Linked DNA regions of Homo sapiens: region 1 is linked to region 2. Evidence: chromatin loops called from intact Hi-C (ENCODE). Cell type or tissue: Caco-2. All regions are shown on one strand. Links, peaks and the distances in the headings refer to the core of each region. The heading gives the core; the rest is flanking DNA. Region 1 has its middle 73 kb from the start of PPP2R2B-IT1. Region 2 has its middle 120 kb from the start of PPP2R2B-IT1.

Evidence for each region. A loop is a pair of places that touch in the nucleus more often than their neighbours do. Peaks named below come from ENCODE experiments on the same cell type or tissue, not always from the same donor. Only the 100,000 strongest peaks of a DNase experiment are listed, where the experiment ranks them.
Region 1: a loop joins it to region 2, with 5 times the contacts of the local background. A loop is called at or near these places in 1 of 110 quality-filtered maps.

What each region holds. Positions count from the first base shown.
Region 1 is chr5:146,990,734-146,995,133 of GRCh38, reverse strand. It overlaps a transcript of PPP2R2B not described here. Among named protein-coding and RNA genes, the nearest start is that of PPP2R2B-IT1, 73 kb to the right of the region's middle. In Caco-2, for the core only: no CTCF peak of the experiment used is centred there; no DNase peak of the experiment used is centred there.
Region 2 is chr5:147,039,475-147,043,874 of GRCh38, reverse strand. It overlaps a transcript of PPP2R2B not described here. Among named protein-coding and RNA genes, the nearest start is that of PPP2R2B-IT1, 120 kb to the right of the region's middle. In Caco-2, for the core only: no CTCF peak of the experiment used is centred there; a DNase peak (open chromatin) is centred at 1,794.

The sequences.
Region 1 (4,400 bases), core at 181-4,180, 49 kb after region 2:
ATTAGACGCCCAGATGAAGATGGAGATTATTTTGTACAAAGGGAACAGAATTGTGGAAACTCAAAGGTAAGACAGGTGAGACAGTGGTGACTTAAATCACTAACATACCACTGCCTCTAGGGAGTCTCTTCTGCACCCACCTCAGTCTTGGGACAAGGACTCCTCCTATATAGGTTCCCAAGAATTCTATACTTCCATCATTGCACCTCTTATCACCCTGCATTGTAATTGCCTATATACTTTTTGGTCTTTCCCATTAAATAATAAAATCCATAAGAGCAAGAACTATGTCTGTCTTGACTACCACTGCATCTCTTGCAGTTGGCACAGTGCTGAGTATATGATACATTAAAGTAAATGCCCTGTGCAGAGCCTCACTCCTCACCATTCACATGCATGCCTGACTGGCTGCCAAACATCAGCATCTGAAGTGTTGGGCAGAGCGGGTCTTGGAGGCAGAGAGTCATAGGCCCCAGGGAATTAACACTCCTGGGAGCAGCCTCAACCAAGGACTGTCAGGGTTGGTGGATAAATACTATAGTGGCTTTCTTCACCCTAAAGTGGGATAAGGCTGAGTTATATGGTCTACAGGAGGCTTAAGCTCCAGTGGCCCCCTGTACTAAACTGCTTAAGAATTCATTATTCACTGGGGGCCTTCTGTTCCTTTCTGACTTCCCTACTCCCCTACCAATATTTCCTGGGATCGTCTCTCATGAAAAAACACTCTCAACCAGATCCTTGACTCAGAGTTGGCTTCTGGAGGAAGCCAAACTGAACTGTTACTCACGAAATATAGGTTGAATGACTGAGTCCCCTCCTGACTCAGCCACTTATTTGCTGGGTTACGCAAGTTATTACCTCTCTGAGCCTTCACCCTTGTCCCCAGTTCCCTGCAAAATATCCTCACTATCTCACCAGGTTGTTGCTTGGCTCTAGCAACATATGGTGTAGGAAAAGCCTGCTGGAGCTGCACTGAGTTGTTGAAATGGACCATTGCCCTGTCACATGCCCAACTGGCCCAGCTGGGACACAGCCGAGTAAGAGCCAAATGGCTAGAAGAGGTTTTTTGACTGTCTGCCTTGACCTTAAGAAGCCACAACCTGCTTAGCTATTCCTGAAGTGAGTCCAAACCCCAAGGGAAAATACAGTGGTTTTAATGAGAAGAAGTTTTCTGCAGGTCACACACAGCTCTGGGGCCTGTTTATGACTCCTGGCTTAAATAGCAATTCTGGATCCTTAGAGAACAGCTACTAACTATTATAGTATCCTAACGTAGGGAGCCAGAATCTAGTTTATATGTGACTTACATTTATTTAAAAAAAAAAACTGTGCTGGATATTTCTAGTTAATGTTACAATGACAATGATGACAGTTATGATGATGATAGCAAGTGTCATTTATTGAGCCCCTGTTGTGAGCTAGGAGGCAGTCCTTTAAGGTAGTTACTATAGCCATCATTTTTACAAATAAGAAAGCTGAGGCTTGGAAAGAGTAAATTTCTGCTTCTGTGTATCACACAGTAGCAATGTATAGAGTCAAACTGGTATCCTGAAGCTTATACTGTGTACTCCTTATTAGATTTTTCTATCACCAGCTGGGTGCAGTGGCTCACACCTGTAATCCCAGCACTTTGGGAGGCTGAGGCAGGTGGATCACTTGAGCTCAGGAGTTTGAGACCAGCCTGGCCAACATGGCAAAACCCCATCTCTATTAAAAATACAAAAATTAGTCAGGTGTGGTAGAGCAGCCTGTAGTCCCAGCTACTCGGGAGGCTGAGGTAGGAGGATTGCTCAAACCTAGGAGGCAGAGGCTGCAGTGAGCCAACATGGTGTCACTGCACTCTAGCCTGGGTGATAGTGCGAGACCCTGTCTCAAAAAAATTTTTTTCTAAGGCTAGGACCATTGACTCACACCTGTAACCCCAGCACTTTGGGAGGCTGAGGCAGGTGGATCACCTGAGATTACGAGTTTGAGACCAGCCTGGCCAACATGGTGAAACCCTGTCTCTACTAAAAATGCAAAAATTAGCTGGGCATGGTGGTGCACACATGTGGTCCCAGCTACTCAGGAGACTGAGGCACAAGAATCACTTGAACCTGGGAGGCGGAGGCTGCAGTGAGCCGAGATCATGTCATTGCACTCTAGCCTGGGTGACAGAGCAAGACTCCATCTAAAAAAATAAACATAAAAATAAAAAAGATTTTTCATCACCAGAATAAAGAATTCAGGTGTTCACTGAATACAGAGCTGCCACAGCTTTTCTTGATCCTACATATAATATTATCTACCATAGCCCCCATGCCAGCCAAGGCTGAGTGGAGAGCCTATGCTTTCACCTATAAGAGTCTGTAATGAAATTATAAGTCTGTAATGAAATATCTCAACATCCCACTGGGGTGAGATCAGAGAATTCCATGTAGGAAGCCAGGACTTTATCCCAACTATGTTGTAATGAGAGCCCCCTGCCCTGAAGTGTCTGTGTAAACCACATGAGGATGATGCTGGGTTTCCACTCCCCCAACACCCTGGCGGTGATAAGGTGCCCCTTGTCCTCCCTATTAGGGGTATAAGAGGCCTAATGGAGAGTCAGAACTGTCGCTACCACCCAACAGAAACAAGCCCTCCCCGCAACATAGAGTCACTGAAGGCCATGTGGGAAGCAGTAACAAGGAACCCATACTCCTTCCATACAAAGAGGTATGAATGACAATGGATTTTGCATCAGGTATTACAGAAGCCAGAAGGAAGTGGCTCTACATTTTTTCAAGTGCTGAAAGAGAACTACAATCTGATATCCAGTGAAAATATCTTTTAGAAATAAAGTAGCTGTCTAGTTTTCCCAACACCATTTGTTTAAGAGACTATCCTTTTCCCATTGGGTATTCTTGGCACCTTTGTGAAAAATCAATTGACTATACATGAATATGTTCATTTCTGGGCTATCTATTCTGTTTGTCTGTATGTGTGTTTTATGCCAGTACCATGCTGTTTTGATTACTATAACTTTAAGTAATAGTTTGAAATCAGGTGGTTTAATAACTCTTTGTTCTTTTTGCTCATGATTGTCTTGGCTATTTGGGATTTTTTGTAGTTCCATATAAATTTTAGAATTGTTTCTTCTATTTCTATGAAAAATTTTAACATTGGAATTTTGATATGGATTCCATGGACTCTGTAGATTGCTTTGGCAAGAATAAATATTTTAATAATATTAATATTTCCAATCCATGAATATGGAAAATATTTTCATTTATTTATGTCTTCTACAGTTTATTTTATCAATATTTTGTAGTTTTCAGTGTGCAGGTCTTTTACTACCTTAGATAAATGTATCCCTAAGTATTTCATTTTATTTTATTGTAAAATATGGTTGTTCTCTTGATTTCTTCTTTGATTAATTAATTTTAGAATTTATAATTGAAACAATAATTGTACATATTTAGGGAGTACAAGTTGATGTTTCATTGCTTGTGTATATGGTATAATAATTGAGTTGGTGTAAAGTATTATATCCATTACTTTAAACATTTTTCATTTCTTTGTGGTGACAACATTCAAAATCTTCTTTTCTAGCTATCTTGAAATATACACTACATTGTTATTTGCTAAAGTCACCCTACTATGTAATATATGACCAGAACTTATTATTTCTGCCTAATGTAATGTTGTACCTATTGGCCAACCATTCCTGGTTCTCCTCTCCCGCCTCCCATCCCTAGCCTCTGGTAATCACTATTCTACTCTCTACTTCTATGAAATCAACTTTTTTAGATTCCACATAGATTTATACATTTATCTGTAGATGGGTACATAGGTTGATTTCCTATCTTGGCTATTATGAATAGTGCTGCAATAAACATGGAAGTGCAGATGTCTCTTCAACATACTGATTTCATTTCCTTTGTATATGTACCCAGTAATAGCATTCCTGGATCATATGGTAGCTCTATTTTTAATTTTTTGAGAAATCTCCATACTGCTTTCCATAATGGCTATACTAATTTACATTCCTACGAAGAGTGTACAAGAATTCCCTTTTGTCTGTATCTTCACAAGCATTTGTGTTTTTTTTATCTTTTTAATGATATTCATTCTAACTGGGTTGAGGTGACATCTCATTGTGGCTTTGATTTGCATTCTCTTGATGATTAACGATGTTCAAGATTTTTTCATATACCTGTTGGCCATTCGTATACCTTCTTTTGAGAAATGTCTATTCATGTTTTTTGCCTATTTTTAATCCTATTATTTAGTTTTTGTTCTTTCTTTTTTTGCTATTGAATCATTGAGTTTCTTATATATTCTGAATAATAATCCATTGTCAGATGCATAGTTTGCAACAACCCCTCCATATTTTACTCTTCACTCGGTTGATTGTTTCCTTATCTGTAAAGAAGTTT
Region 2 (4,400 bases), core at 248-4,247:
CTGAGATGTAGGGAAAACACAGGCTTTACTGTTACAGTCCTGCATTTGAATAAAAGCTCCAACATGTCCCCTGGCCAACTGACTGCCCCTAAGTAAGCCTCTGTTTCTTTATCTGTAAGGTGATGGTCATAAAGCTTACTTCAGTATTGCTGTGAGATTAAATAAAATAATGCATGCAAAGAAGCAGCACAGTGCCTTGCACATACTGAGCATGCAGCAAAGTCTGAGGAAGTAAATAGGTGAATAATTAAATAAAGACCTCCTGGTCCTACCCTCCTGTATTAGTTTGCTAAGGCTGCCATATCAAAATGCCCGAGTCTGGGTGGCTTAAACAACAGTAGTTTATTTTCTCACAGTTCTGGAGGCTGAAAGTATCAGATCCAGGTCCCAGCAGGCTGGTTTCTCCTAGGGTCTCTCTCCTTGGCTTGCTGACGACCGTCTTCTCAACTGAGTCCTCACGTGGTCTTTTCTCTGCGTTTCTCTTCTTGCAAAAACACCACCAGTCCTGCTAGATTAAGGTCCCACCCCTAATAACCTCATTTAACCATAATTACCTCCTTAATGGCCCTATTATTAAATGCAGCCACATTGGGGGTTGGGGCTTCAAACTATGACTTTGCAGGGGGACACAATTTAGTCCATAGCACCTCCCTCCCAAAGCTTTCTTATTCTTTGCCCCAATTCTCAAGCAAAAGACCTATTTTAGGTTGTCTTCAGGAGTTCAGCCAGGAACAGGGAGTTACAGCATAAATAAGGACAAAAGACTAAGAACAGGTGTATAATATATTATCACTGCAAATCATTGTTCCACAATCCAGACTGTATAGTATTCTGCAGCCTAGAAATAACGCAAACAAGCTACAAGGTATTAGCCCCTGATCTCCTCTAACTCCTCTTCACTCACCTCACTCCAGCCACACTGGACTCATTGCTGTTCTTCAAACAGACCACGTACATCCCCTCTCCAGGGCCTTTCTACTTGTGGCTCCCTCCGTCTGGAATGCTCTTCCCTCAGCCACATGGTTCTTTTCCTTACTTCTTTTGTCTTTGCACAATCATCCTACATACAAACCTTCCTGCCTACTTTGTCTGAAAAGCACACCTCCCATCACTCACCCTTCATCTCACTGCCTAGATTTTCTTACTACTTGACATATTATGTATTTGTTTATCATTTCTTTCTCTTGCTAGACTGCTGGCTCCGTGAGAACAGGGACTTTGTGTTTTTGCTCATTATTTTACCTGGCATATAGTAGTGAATGATAAATCTTTGTTGGATGAATGAATAATCATCATGGTTAGTAGCAGCAAAAGGCTAAAAGTTTTTGTCTACCTTTTTCTAGGACAGTAGTTTCCAAATGTTAGCTACCATAAATAAGAATTATCTACAGTATTTGGCTTAAAATGAAGATTTGTACTCAGTAACCAAAAATCTGGGTAGTCCTATGGCATTTTTAATTAGGAGATCTCAAAGCAATCCCCCACCCTGTTGTTGTACCTGAGCGAGTTATAGAAAACGCCACACTTGGAAACGAATTGAGTCCGCTTGTTTAGCCGGCAGCCAAGAGACGGCTAATGCTCAAAGTTCTCTCGGCCCTGAAGAAGGGGCTAGATTTTCTTTTATACTTTGGTTTAGAAAGGGGAGGGGGGGGTCTAGTTAAAACAATTTTACAGAAGTAAAGTAGGCAAAAAGTTAAAAGGATAAATGGTTACAGGAAAGTAAACAGTTCCAGGTGCAGGGGCTTTAAGACTATTACAAGGTGATAGACGTGGGGATTTGGGCGTTATCAATCGGACGAATTCCTGGGAACTGCGGATATAGCTCGCCACAGTATCTTATCAGTTAATTGCATTCTTGGATGTGCTGGGAGTCAGCTTGCACAAGTTAAATCCTTGAGGAAGGGGCTGCCAGTGAAAGAGCCAAGATGGAGTCTGTCTGGCTCTCTTAGCTAAGGGAGGGTCAATTCAGGTGGAAGCAAGGCTAGGTGATTAAAGGAAAGGGAGAGTCTAAAAATAGCGTTAGTAAAAACAAGGTTGGGCATTACACTGTCATCAACAAAGCTTTGTCACTGAGGTGTTAGACACCATGAAGCTATGGTAGAAAAGGGTTAAACAAATGAATAAAAAGCAAATAATAAAAATAAAGAAAATGAAGATCTGGGGACTTACAGCCCCCCTAAAGCTCTGAATCAGTAGATCCTGAGCTAAGCCCAAGAATCACCGTCTTCAGGAAGTACCCCAGTGCCTTCTAAGGAAAAAACTCTAAGTGTAATACTTCAAGAAACTTTGTCCTAGGATGACAAAGTTAAAAAAAAAATGGCACCACTGAACTTTGCGTAGTCTCCTCCCTCCTTCCATGTCTAGTTCAGGGTATGGAAACTCTGGACTTAGCACCAGGGAACAATGATGGTGGAGAAAAGGGGATTAGATTTGCTGTTTATAATGCCCAATTCTCTAAGTCTCAGTTGGAGAGAGCATAGCTGCAGAATGCTGAAGGAAGGGTCTTACAGGTGAACTCAGAAGCAAAGGAACAATGTCAATTTTCTCCCTTGCCTGTGAACAGAGCTATTTTCTAGATGGCTGCTACAGCCTGTGAGGAGAGGAGGGCACCCACTGGCCCTTGGCAGTCCTCATCGAGTCAGACAGCCAGAGTTGGAAGTGACATGGAAGCCCTTTTTAGATCCTGCCCACCATCTTGCAGAGCGGTTAACCCAAAACCCTTGGGTGAGCTTCCCAAAACCACACAGAGAATTAGTGTAAACTACCAGGACTGAACCAGCCTGTGGACTCCAGAGTGGTGTTTTGGCCTCTGTACTTACATGCAAAGTGGTTTGACTGTTTCTGACATTCCTGGGAATACCTTAGAACAATGTGCTGACCTGAGTAGTAACTCTGTGAAGAGGGGAAAACACCTCAAGGATACACTATAAAGAATCGACTACCTTTCACTTGGCAGGCTTGTGTCTTGATAAGCCCTCAGGAGAGAACCAGCCTCAAGGTATTTTTAAATGGCTGAGGGAGGTATGTGTAATGGCACTATTATTTTACAGTTTTTTTTTTTTTTTTAAGGAAACTCATCTTTTCTTGAAATTGGCCCTATTTACACACAGAATGAGCTGAAAAGACTTCGCTGTTATTAAACCTTCAAGAATGTTCTCGTAAGTGCTACCTTCCTCACACGGAGTACCTAACAAGGTCATTCAGGGCCAGGGTATATGTTACATGTTTGCTCACACTGAGCCCCTGAAGCATCACTAAGTAAAGGGCCAAGCCTGAGTATTTTGAGCTCAGGGCGGGGGATTTGGGACAGTCATTTATTATGAACTGGTTCTCCTACAATTTCTCCAGTCCAATCTCAAGCATGACCCTATGCCAGCTTGCATTTGTCCCTGTCTAACTGACCTGGGCTAAGCTTTCTGTACCTGCTGGGAACAGCCTCCTCCAAATTCACTTTATTTGCAGTATTTCTAGTCTTCTGTTTGGAAATTGTTTTAAACTTTGATTCAGATAAATTAGAGCTGAGATGATAAATGGAAGTGATCCTATAGGTGAGGCAGTGGCCAAAGCTCTCATTACAATTCTCTGTTGATCCTCAGATATGCTAGGGTATCATACAAAATTATTTATTTGAATAATTATTTATTTGAAACAACATTATCAGGTCATAGCATAGACCTCACCAAACTGATTAGAGTTTGAGGCTTCCAGTGATACCCAATGTTCATTTAAAAACCCACTTGCCCAGCAAGACCTGATTTTATGGCATGGAAGAAGAAAGGCATCTTCACTCCATGAATTTTAGCTTTTTATAAGTGAGGCTCTCAAAGCTTGCCACTTAACAGGGTCAACAAATGAAATAAGATACGTAAAACATCTAAAACAGTGCCTGGGGCTTAGAAGGGACTCAATAAATGTTTCATTCTGCTCTTCCACTTGCCTTTGTCTACAGAGGAAATTTAGTGTTGGGCCATTTGTTGGTCCCTTTATTAAGTATTACTTGAGCACCTACTATGTGTTCAGCATGCTTCTAGACACTGAGTACACAGCACTGTAAAGGACAGATGGATCTCTGCTCTCATCTTACATTCTGGTGGGAGGAAATGGTTGATTAATCATGGCAAGCATTAGATCCAAATTAAGGTGGGAACTAAAAATAAGACATGAACAAGCAGATTCAGATAAAATTGAAATGATGAACTTGCATATACTTAACTGCAGAAGTTGCCTTCAAATTGGTCCTCCTGCAAGTAGCCTTCATAGATGGTCTCCGTGGTAGGTTTCTGAGCAGTTGTGGCTAATTTGGGTGCTTACTGGTAAGTATTTCTCAGGCCCCAGTTGCAGATCTCTCTTTTCCCATCTTGTACTCTAATTCTGCACAGAATGTGGGCAGATGCATGATC